2 separate regions of the Homo sapiens genome follow, and region 2 is linked to region 1. Evidence: read pairs that join two places in POLR2A ChIA-PET (ENCODE). Cell type or tissue: PC-9. All regions are shown on one strand. Each heading gives the region's core, and the rest is flanking DNA. Links, peaks and the distances in the headings are about the cores only. Region 1 overlaps EPAS1 (endothelial PAS domain protein 1). Region 2 overlaps PRKCE (protein kinase C epsilon).

Region 1 (5,380 bases), core at 115-5,114:
TAACAGAGCTCCAGATCCAGCCCTGGAAGGAACTGGCTCACCAGTCCTGGCCTGCACACTCTGTTTATTGCTGCCTTCTCATTTTACTTACGCAATTCACCTCAAATGGAATGCCCCATACTCATCTGCCTATCCAAATTCTACCTAATCTTCAAGACAGACCTAGGTCTTCATGCTCCTCCAATAAACCTCCCTCTAATCTCCACTAATCACTTCCCTAACTATTCCCAACACACAAGATCTATTTACCCTTACTCACTCTCACTTAATTACTATCAATCTTCCATTGTTTGCTCAATGTTTTATCTGAGTTGGTTGTGACTTCCTAACAAGATGGCAACATTGTAAAGGCAGCTTGGACATCCATTAACATAAATCATCTTATATTGCTTAAACAAATCATTTTAGGACATCCTGAGTGCAGGGTCCATCTAATGCCTCTTTGTAACCTCACCGTACAGCATAGCACCTGAATTTGGGAGGGAACCTATAAACATCTACACACAGTGATGATTCCCACAAACCCTGCTCTACGCATGGTGGATAAGCAATGAGGATAAGTTAGGTTGATGTGAGCAAAGTGTCTACCTGTGCTTCCAGTTCTCTACACCAAACTCCCAAAGTTCCTGACATAGACAGAATTACTCAGTCTACAAATAATTACTGAGCACCTCAAGAGACCTCTATTCTGACTTCTGTGGGGAAAAAAGAACAGGAAAAAATGACTGGGTCTTTGCTCTTGAAGGGCTTACCACTTGAGTGGTGATCAGGGACATACGCCACCCCCAACCTTCAAAAGCAAGTTGTAAAAGCATCATACAAATAACAAAATACAGACTGAAGACCATCTATAAACACAGGGGTAACCAATGTGCAGTTAATCAGGGAAGGCTTCCCAGGGAAGATGATCTCTGAACTGAGAGCTAGTGCCCTCTTGCACAACTTCCCCATCTTGCTTTTAACGTTGAGATTAAGCTGGAGTATTCTGTTTGGCTGTACTCACATTAGTGTATAAGGCATTCTTGAAGTGAAGCACTGATATAATACTAGCCTGACGTTTGCATCTGATATAAAGTTATGTATCAATAAGACCTGACTGTGGTCCCCCAAATTTTTTCTTTTCCTTTTTCTTTCTTTTTAAAGGGAAATAAGTAAAGGGGTCAAATCTACATGAATAAAGAAAGCAGAGCTTGTGAGGCAGGCTTTCCAAGTAACCCAAGGGACATGAACAAAGCAATTCTATTATTTTTTTTAAAAAACTAAGCATGATTTCAGAGCCCCCCCCCCCAAAAAAAAGCAAGCAAGGTATTAGGGCACATCAGAAAATCAGACATCCTTGGCCTTCAGGAACATGCTATATTGTTAGAAAGGCAAAAACAAATAAAGTGTCATTAGATAACAAGGAAATATAAGCAGGCTCTTTGGCAAACAACCAAAAGCTAGTAATGCAGGGAGTGGGAGTGCCACTGTGGAAATTTCTACGCTCCCTTAGTGATTTTGTGTAAGATTTCGGGAAGCCTGGGCTCACAATAGAAAAGTAGGAGCTATTTGAATAGGAAGAGAGGGGAAAAGCATCCAGATGGAGGAGCTAGTGTGAGGGAATAGAAGTGGGAATGAGTACTGCAGCACTGCCTTTGAGGCTGTGGGAGGAGGCTTGTGTATTAGGAACTCAGGAGGCACAGTGAATGATGGTGAATGGGCGATAGAGGTGAGGTGGGGTCCCTTGCAGTCAGCAAGGTGAACTCCCACTGCCATGGTGGCTGCCCTTGGGAAGAAAACTAGACCAAGGACCCATGTCTTTACTGAGGCCCTGAGTGTCTAGCTAATCTTTGGAGATCCCTAAGAGAAACCCAAATCCACAAAAGAAACCCCTATCCCACTCTGAAGATTCTCTGTGCTCCGAGGATAGGACAATCCCGCTGAGGAGGCCTAAAACAGCTGCAGGATCAGCACCATGTGGACCTCTTCTGGGGGACCAGGAAAGCGATCTCAGCAGCCAGGGTGCCTTCCAGTCAGTCGGCAGGGAAATGCACGGGGGCACTAATTTCCATGGAACTCTGGAAGACTCCAGAGAGTCAGGGGACCACACAGTGCCCAGCCACACAGACTAGGATTTCTTTAGATGTCTTGGCCATGACAAAGGCCCTTACCAAATGGGAGGCGCACATCAGCTGAGGCAAGACAAACAGAGTGATAGCAAGAAAGCCAGAAAACCAAGAAGAGCCTCAACTCCCATGCCCCACCCACCAATAATTCCCCCTAAGTCCCGGGTACAGAATAAAAGACAGACTCCCGCTGCACAACGATATGGTTACATTTATAGAAGCTCTCTTGTCACCAGTGAAATGTGACCTTCATACTTTCCTTATCTTAATATCTGGGTAAACATTTGTTGTGCAAGCACACAAATAAAGGTTCTAAAGGTGAAATGTGGTGTGTCCAGCAACACCACACTGCTCCAAACCCAGGCCCCAGAGAGTCCTTTTGGCTCTGCAGAGGACTTCTCTCTCCCTTCACCCTGGGCACCAAGGCACCAAAATTAGCTTCGTTGACCTCAGCCAGCTCTGGAGTGAACGCTGCCATTCGAAAATAGCATCTGAGAACTCTTGGAAACACAGGAGAGAAATACAAGGGTACAGTGGTTTACAGAAACTTACTGCGAAAGCAATCTCACTGGAGTGCTTTTTTAACTAAATACACAGGAAAGGGGCATTATGAGGATTTACTCCAATCTGTGGAAAGTGAATTATATGCTTCTAGCTCCCATCCTGATTAATTCTATTAAGTGTGATTGTTTTCATTTAGAAAAATATTGCAGAGGTAATGTTCATAAAGAGAGTTTGTCAAATGACCCATGCTTTGACCCAAAATTTTGCTGTACTAACTTGCACAGTCCTATTATTTCTAGACACTCTCTAAAAACATTGTGTCTCATTTCCCCATATATTTGATATATGTGATTTTTAAAATCTTGTCTTGAAATGCAGAAGGAAGGATTCTCAAGCAGTTCCTCAAAAGGCACAATTTTCTGTTGTTTCTATGTGGAATTCATAAACAAAGCCAAGTAACCGAGTTTTTATGTGTGCTTAAAGGCACTCTTTCCTGCAACTGTGTGTGACGTATTTTTCCAGGACAATCTTTCTCAATACTCCAAAGTGCTTCAGTAACAGGAAGTCATAAAGGTAGGAAGGAGGCCTGTAAATATTTGCTGTAATTGCTCATTAGTAATGAGAATGGCTGGCATTGAATTTTGAGTCACCCTTTTGTGCTCATGGCTCATTACCTTGTAACTGGAGCCCAAGGTGGTACATATGGGCTTTCCCTCACCATGGACAACCAGGTCCACTTCTAGGTTTTACTTCAGACAGTGTGGCTTGTTTCTCTCAGCACCTCCATTTCCCAAATATAAAGGAAGGAAAGCATGCTGGTCTTCTTGCTCCCTGCCCCCTAACCAGAGGCAGTCAGGAAAAAACTTATACAAAGTAGTGACAGTATGCAAAGTTTTTATCAAAAGTGAAATGTGTGTATTTTTTTAATACTATACTAATACAACATCGAGAGACAGATAAATACTGTCTGGGTAGACACACAGCACAATGATTTAAATGATTACCAAAAAATAATCATATACTTTAATGGATGTATTTTAAACAACTTATAAAATGCTTCTGAACTTTCTCAGATTCAGCTCATGTGTCCTCTTATTCATAACAAGCCACTGACTCCCCTTAGTCACAGGCCAGCATCAGGGCACCTCGGACTAAAAATGAGACCAAAACACTCAACCCGTTACAGAATTGATTAACTTCTAAGAATACTATTGGCTGTACCCCCTGCTTCTGGGGGCAGCCTACAGGGCAATGGGGGTTACCTTCAGCACCACAATCATGAGTACAACATAATGGATCCACTTTCCTGCCCACGTGTTTGATTACACGGCCTAACCAGATAAAATCACTAATTTGTTAAGATTGCTACCACTTATCTCTTAGTTTTTTTAATAGGAGAGTTCCATGGCTGGGGATGGGGGGATAGTTCAAGAAGTCACTAGGGGTGTATGAGACACTTCTAACAATCCACTTCCATGGCTTTATAGAATTCACAAAACGTCAGATGAGTACATGGCAAATAAACATATGTTTCAATGGGGTCATTTTTCTCATTGACAAGACACCCTTTCTGAAATATTTTTCCACATGAGAAAAGGATCTGTTCACAGGATCATTATCTGGCATGGAAATTACTTATAACTTTAAAACTGAGGAATCTTTCCAAGTTCGGGGGAGTGGGGGCAGTGGGAAATGTGCCTCCTGGAAACATGTGGAACTTCTGGCAGTGATGTCATCTAGTAAGAGTTTTGCTGACGTACAAGTGGCCCCTGCAAACAGCCTAAGGCAGTCAAGCAAACAGGTATTTCTTAAGAAATTAGAAAAAACAAGGTCACTTAGAAGTGGATAACATTCTTGTCCATTCCACACCTGACTCTTCAGCTCCAGGTATCTCACAAAGGGTCTCGCCACTCTTCTTCACTTTATGCTTTCATCAGATCAGTTATGGGGCTTCCAACAGTGGGAACAGACAAGGGTCACCAAATTACACCCAACATCTACTTGAAAATTACAGATGCTATTAGGGGCATCCCATGGATGACCACCACATCGACTGTGATGCACAGTTGCCAACACGGCTTGCTTCTCTCTTGATTAAGGTATGTGTCAATGCAATTCTGTTTGGCAGCACTAGAAAAACTCAAGGTACCCTCTAGGTTCACAGTGCAGGGGCCAACAGTGTGATGGCTGTTAAGGCTCAGGGCTCATCAGCGAAAGGGCTCTATAGAAATGCAACATGCTATTATCACAACAATCATAGCTATTCTTTATCCCCCTATCCATTCTTTCCTTCCTGTGCTTGCAATTTCAAAAGATCAAAAGAGCCACAGGAAGTCCTGTGCATCTTGATGGTTCTTCAGAAGCCACAGAGGAAGAGCTTCTAACAGGTTCTCCTGCACAATGGAGTCCGAAGGCTGAAGTAATTATTGAAGTCTTGCCACCAGCGAAGGGTGGGATGTGGAAAGCTTTGAATTTCTTGGGGCAGGAGAGAACCACCTCTTGTCAGGGTCTAGGAAAACCCATGAAAAATAAGAAATTCAAGGAGTTCCATGTTGGCCTTTCAGATCTTCAATCCCTATCTGCTTGTGAGGTTTGATGCAAGTGATAAATCACAAAAAAGAAAAGTAATTATAATTACAAGGAAAACAACAAAGGCAGTTGTCATTTATAGAGCACTTATTGTGAGTCAGAAGCAGTATTAAATACTTTATAGATATCTTCAGTAAGGGAAGGGCGTATGGAACACCCATTGAGAGTATAGACTCTGGGGA
Region 2 (5,380 bases), core at 57-5,056, 260 kb after region 1:
TTCCACTGACCACACAGCACTGCGAGCTCACAGCCTGCTGGGAGGGCAGAGGGTACAATCACCTCCCAGAACAATGTCTTCCACGATGTGTTTTTTCTGTCTCTTGTTCCAGCCACCTGTCTTCATTGCTGTATAAAAGAAGACTTTCATCACCAGGCATCAGTTGTGTTTATCAGCCCTTAACGGGATCTTGTCCATTCAAGTTCCTCGGGTTCCCTTGGCCAACTGGAGATGAGATTTCCTGTACTCTTTTTCTAATGAGTTTAGCAAGGAGGTATCAGACAAGGAGGGCAGTTCAATGAAAGCCTTTGACTCACCTGGCCCAGCCTGCTCTTAATCCTGTGCCTCAAAACTTCTCTAAGTAGGGATAAAAATGGCCAGGAAGGCTGGGTCTCCAGGAACAAGATGCCATTGGATTCCTGCCTCAATCATTTCTCGAATATCAGATACACCTCTCCTGACCTAAAAAGAATTCACTTCAGGAGAAGGGACAGAGAGCAGGCTGATCATGGCCTTCCCCACTAAGTTGAGGAAAGCCCAGTGTCCTCCTGTGCATGATGAGATTTTAAGAGCTGCCTGTGAACTGGTAGATGAAAGTGGAAATAGGGCTGTCCTACCAATGATCACTCAATGACTACACTGGAAATAAACAGAGAATGTGAAGTCCGTCTTGAATCCCATCCAAGGGAACCCTGGCTATTAAAGTGCTCTAAGTTCTTGCTTATAAGATGGTATTTTCAAGAGGATTCCTGAAGGGGTCTTGCCCATGTGTAGACCCTAAGGGCAGCGCTATCATGTTGCTGCTGTAGCTACACAGTTGACACTCCGCCTCCCCCACTGACTTTTAAAGTTTCAACCAGCTATGTAAACTCTTACCAGGAAGAACCCAAAATTAAGCCATCTTAACGTGTCTTAATTAGAAAAATGCCACATGCTTAAATTTTTCCATTTTTCAATGTGACGTGTACATCGAGGAAACCCCAAAGTGGAGACTCTCAAACTTGAACATGCAGAAGCAGCCCCTACAAGGTTTATTAAAATCACCTGGGCCTCAGCCCAGAGATTCAACTTCAGGAGGTGATTTTGTTGAGAAGCAATGGTTCTGAGGGCCATTGAGAAACACTGTCATGTGGAGCTAGGTGTCACTGCATATTGTTGGGGGAAATGATCTCTAGCCCTAGAGGTAGGGCAGGCCCCAGAGCCTATATCCAACGGCTAGAGCATGCTGAGTCTGGTGGAGACAGGAGGCTGGCTGCTCAGCCAACTTGGAGCAGCTGATTTACTCTGAACAAAGGATGGCAGCTGATCTGTTAGGAAACAGGTCTGCTCTTATGGTTCTCATCCAGTACTGCCACCAGAAATGAATCCCAGCCATCCCACTGGGTAAGCAGGGGCACTGGCCTCTCTGGAAGAAAGGGAGTTATTTCATTTACCATCAGATACCATCTTCCCATGACAGCTGAGGATGTCTGTGACTCAGGCCTCCTTCCAGCCATTGTCTTTGTCCCCCAGGAGATGCTGTTTTGATCTCTCACCTGCTGACTCAGTTCCCTCTACCAGGGCCCCACACTGTAAGTTAAGACCTACAGCCTAACATGCTTCAATTTCATTTTCTTTCTTCTTCTTTTTTTTTTATTTGAGACAGAGTTCTGCTCTGGGCTGGAGTGCAGTGGTATGATCTCGGCTCACTGCAACAACAACTGCCTCCCAGGCTGAAATGATTCTTGTGCCTCAGCCTCCCAAGCAGCTGGGATTACAGGCATGTGCCACCATGCCCAGCTAATTTCTGTATTTTTAGTGAAGACAGGGCTTCACCATGTTGGCCAGGCTGGTTGCGAACTCCTGACCCCAAGTGATCATCCCGCTTCAGCCTCCCAAAGTGCTGGGATTACAGGCGAGAGTGACCATGCCCAGCCATATGCTTCATTTTCCATAGCACAGTGGATATCCCTTGATACCAGAGGGAGGAGAGAGAAGAAACAAAACAACATGCAGATCCTACTGACTGGAGCCTGAGAAGCTCCTGCAATATTACTAGCCTAAACATCTCCACCAACCCATGAACCTGGCGCTAGCCTGTCTTAGGTAGGACTGAGGGATAAATAAGTCAGGCAAAATTCTGTATATGTCAAAGAGGACGGTCAAAATTGCTTTAACAGCCCTTAAATCAGTGTTTTATTTTTAACCACAACATGCAGTACTGATGACCCAGTCAATAAACATGTAGACACATACATGGCCAACTTATTCACACATGAGGGTGTATGTATGTATGTAAATACTATATATGTGTACATACACATAAGTAACTCAAATTAAATGTTCCCCAATGGAATTCCTATTTTTGCTATATGTGGTATACCCTAGGTTGTCTACCCTACTCTGTTTCATTAAAGTAAAAATGCCCATGGAGACACACTACATGAATTTTGTGATCCACTAATTGAACACAACCCGGAGCTTAAAAAATGCTCTTTAACTCACCTGTAGAATATAGCATATATGGTTTTATGTATACTGCTCTGTAAAATAAAATATGAGAACATATACTATACATAACGAAGTATATAGAATAAGAAGATACAAACATGTAACATACACTAGAATCACACACCACGTGGAGTGAAGCCTTCCCTGTGACAGATTCTCCTGCTTGGAGAGGCAGAGCGGAGCTGAGGGCCCCTGGGCACAGAGTGGATCCACAGCTCCAATACTGGGCTCATCCAGAGCTAAGAGGAACTCAGTGCACTTTCCCTAATTTATTTATTTGCCAACTACCTTTAATTAAATTAGCATAAATTAAAGCTTCGTGTGTGGTGACCTCACAGCATTCCTACTGTTATTAGGAGCTATTGAGCATTCCAGGTTTCTACAGGACTTTGCATTTAAAATGCTAAAAGACATAAATCCTAAATTTAATAACAGCATGCTAAGTTAGCAACTCTCTCAACTCAAGAGCAAGATGGTGAAGAGAGAAATCTGAGCACAGTGCAAAAATGGGACCACATCACAGTTAAATACAAGCGTATTTATTACATGAATGTCCCCAGCCAAAAATTAAGTGCTCATACTTGAATCAAAGCCCCCAAAGCACCAGATGAGCTCAGCATAAGGCCTTTGCTAGTCTTCTCACTAATTCCTGCCCTGATTACCCTAAGCCAATATTGATATCTCCTTTCTCTAACAGATCACTGGGACTTAAGGCACTCTTTAATTATTTCACATAGCTAGATCTTCCTTACTAAATAAGAATGTAAGGGCCAAGCCCAGACTTTTTCATTCATTCATTCATTCAACAAACATTCTGTACCCACTAAGCACCAAGTTACTCTTCTCTTGTAATCTTCTTAGTTCTCTAAACCAGGGTTTGAACACAGTCCCCAGTGCGTACTTTTACAATACAGAATTGAATTGAATTTGCATAGTTGGTGACCAGGATTAGAAATGTATCTTGGCCTCCCATCCAAGGTGGTTGGCATGAAATCCTAACAAGGACAGAGAGCATGATGTCACTCATTATTGCTATGCTCAGGACACCCCAGCCAGTGGGCCAGATACTCATGACTCTCCTATGCAGAAAGATCTTCCCCATTCAGAATTCGGCATCCGCTTTGAGATGGTTGCCACAAAAATAAATAGGAGACTCCTAAACAATCAGCCACTATTTCAATCACAGAAACACTCATGTTTTCAGAACAAATTGATACATTATAATGATTCATGGATGAAGAGAAACTCCTTTCTGATTCCTTGCATCTGGAGTTCCATAAGGGAAATCTAGGGGAAAAATCAGAAGTAACAGAAACCCCCTTTTCACCTTACTTTCTCTGATACATCATCTCAGTTGCCTAAAACCCTGCTCCATCTCCCCTTCCACCTCTACCACATCCCCACTGCCCAAACACACAACCAAGAACTCATTTTTGCTGCTAATGAAGAAGCTTGGTGGATGTTTCTATTACTTACCATAATACCTTATAGGCAACAATGGCCTTATCTCTAGGGGTATACTATAATACTGCTCTTGTAAGTTAAAACATTTGTAACATAATATATTAAAAAGATATCAATGGGTATTTCAAATGTTACTTAAAAAAAATTGAAATAGTTACTGTATGTGTGACTCTTCCCCTTCACTGCTGGAATGAAAGTTGTTTGTCTTGCCATATAAGCATGACTGTAAGAAGTCCAAACGAGCTCTGAGTTATATAACATATTTCACATTTTTAGGGGCTGTAATTAGAGTGATAATATTATGGCAATACTCCTAGAACAGATTAAGGACCTAATTGTGATGAAAGAGGGCTTTGGGTCAGAAGTACATATCTGAAACTGTTTTATTTAACATGACTTTGGCACAAGGATCGGTAATAATCCCATATTTACAGAACACCTTGAAAAAAAAAAACTGTTTTTCTGAAGGCCCTACAAAGTTTTCCCACTTCAAATGTTTAATTTGGATGGGAAGTTGCCTTGTGAGTGTAGAATGAAGTTACAAAACAAAACAAAGAGGGTCCCTCAGGAAACTACCACAATTCTAGAAGGGTTTAGAAAGACGGGAGCTACACAGAGGCCAATGTGGTTTCTGAAACTTTCTTCTTCTAGTAAAAATGCTACACCAAACAAGAACATTGCGTGGCAATCAAAACCCTGACCAGGGAGGTGCCTGTGAACAAGGATGCTGGGAAGAAGCCCACAGTCAGGCTGGAGTTACCATTCCTGATTAGCCAGGAAGAACTAGGTGGGGGTCTCTAGCTGAGCTTTTGAGAGTGTGCACCCACCCTTCGCCTCTGGTGTTTTGTAACATGGAAGAAGCCTCCAGGGAGACATTTCTTCTCCCATTAGTTACTTAAGAGAATACCACTCAGGGCTCATGCCATTAGTTGAAATTAAGTAGAAGGACCAAGAGGGGTTTATCTGATGGGCTTTAAAAGCAGGTCTCGGCCATGCTTTTCCAGAGGCAAAGAGAGAGAACTGCAGGCTGGCGCAAGTACCTCTTAAGCCCTGCTGGCCAATTTACCCTGTGGCTAGTCCTGATTGAAATTCGGAACAGAATCTTGGACTCTAACCTCTCCTGTTTACTTTTGTTTGTTTTCTTTTCTTACCAATGCTCCTTGTGAAAAACTCCAACTGACCCAGGCAATAAGCAAACAGGAGAAACTACTTTCCTCACCTGTTCAACAAGAATAAAAAGTGGCAACATTCTGAGACTAGGACGCTGGGGGAAAGAGTGAACAGGAGGGGAGAACTCACCCAGACAGACTGTGTGTCAGCTGTGGATGTTACTCCCTGTCTCAGCCAGAAGAATTGATGAAATTCACACACTCCAAAGACCAGCAAGTACTGCTCCCTAACAAACTGCTAATTTAACACCTTTGAC

Evidence for each region. Peaks named below come from ENCODE experiments on the same cell type or tissue, not always from the same donor. Only the 100,000 strongest peaks of a DNase experiment are listed, where the experiment ranks them.
Region 2: POLR2A ChIA-PET joins it to region 1 with 5 read pairs; 6 of 35 experiments call an interaction of 5 or more read pairs at or near these places.

Annotation. Positions count from the first base shown.
Region 1 is chr2:46,304,369-46,309,748 of GRCh38, reverse strand. The region is part of intron 1 of EPAS1 (endothelial PAS domain protein 1); the gene reads right to left. Among named protein-coding and RNA genes, the nearest start is that of EPAS1, 9.7 kb to the right of the region's middle. In PC-9, for the core only: no CTCF peak of the experiment used is centred there; DNase peaks (open chromatin) are centred at 1,418, 2,388, 3,208 and 3,761; H3K4me3 peaks cover 2,080 bases; H3K27ac peaks cover 3,412 bases.
Region 2 is chr2:46,042,133-46,047,512 of GRCh38, reverse strand. All of the region lies in intron 10 of PRKCE (protein kinase C epsilon), which reads right to left. Among named protein-coding and RNA genes, the nearest start is that of EPAS1, 250 kb to the left of the region's middle. In PC-9, for the core only: no CTCF peak of the experiment used is centred there; no DNase peak of the experiment used is centred there.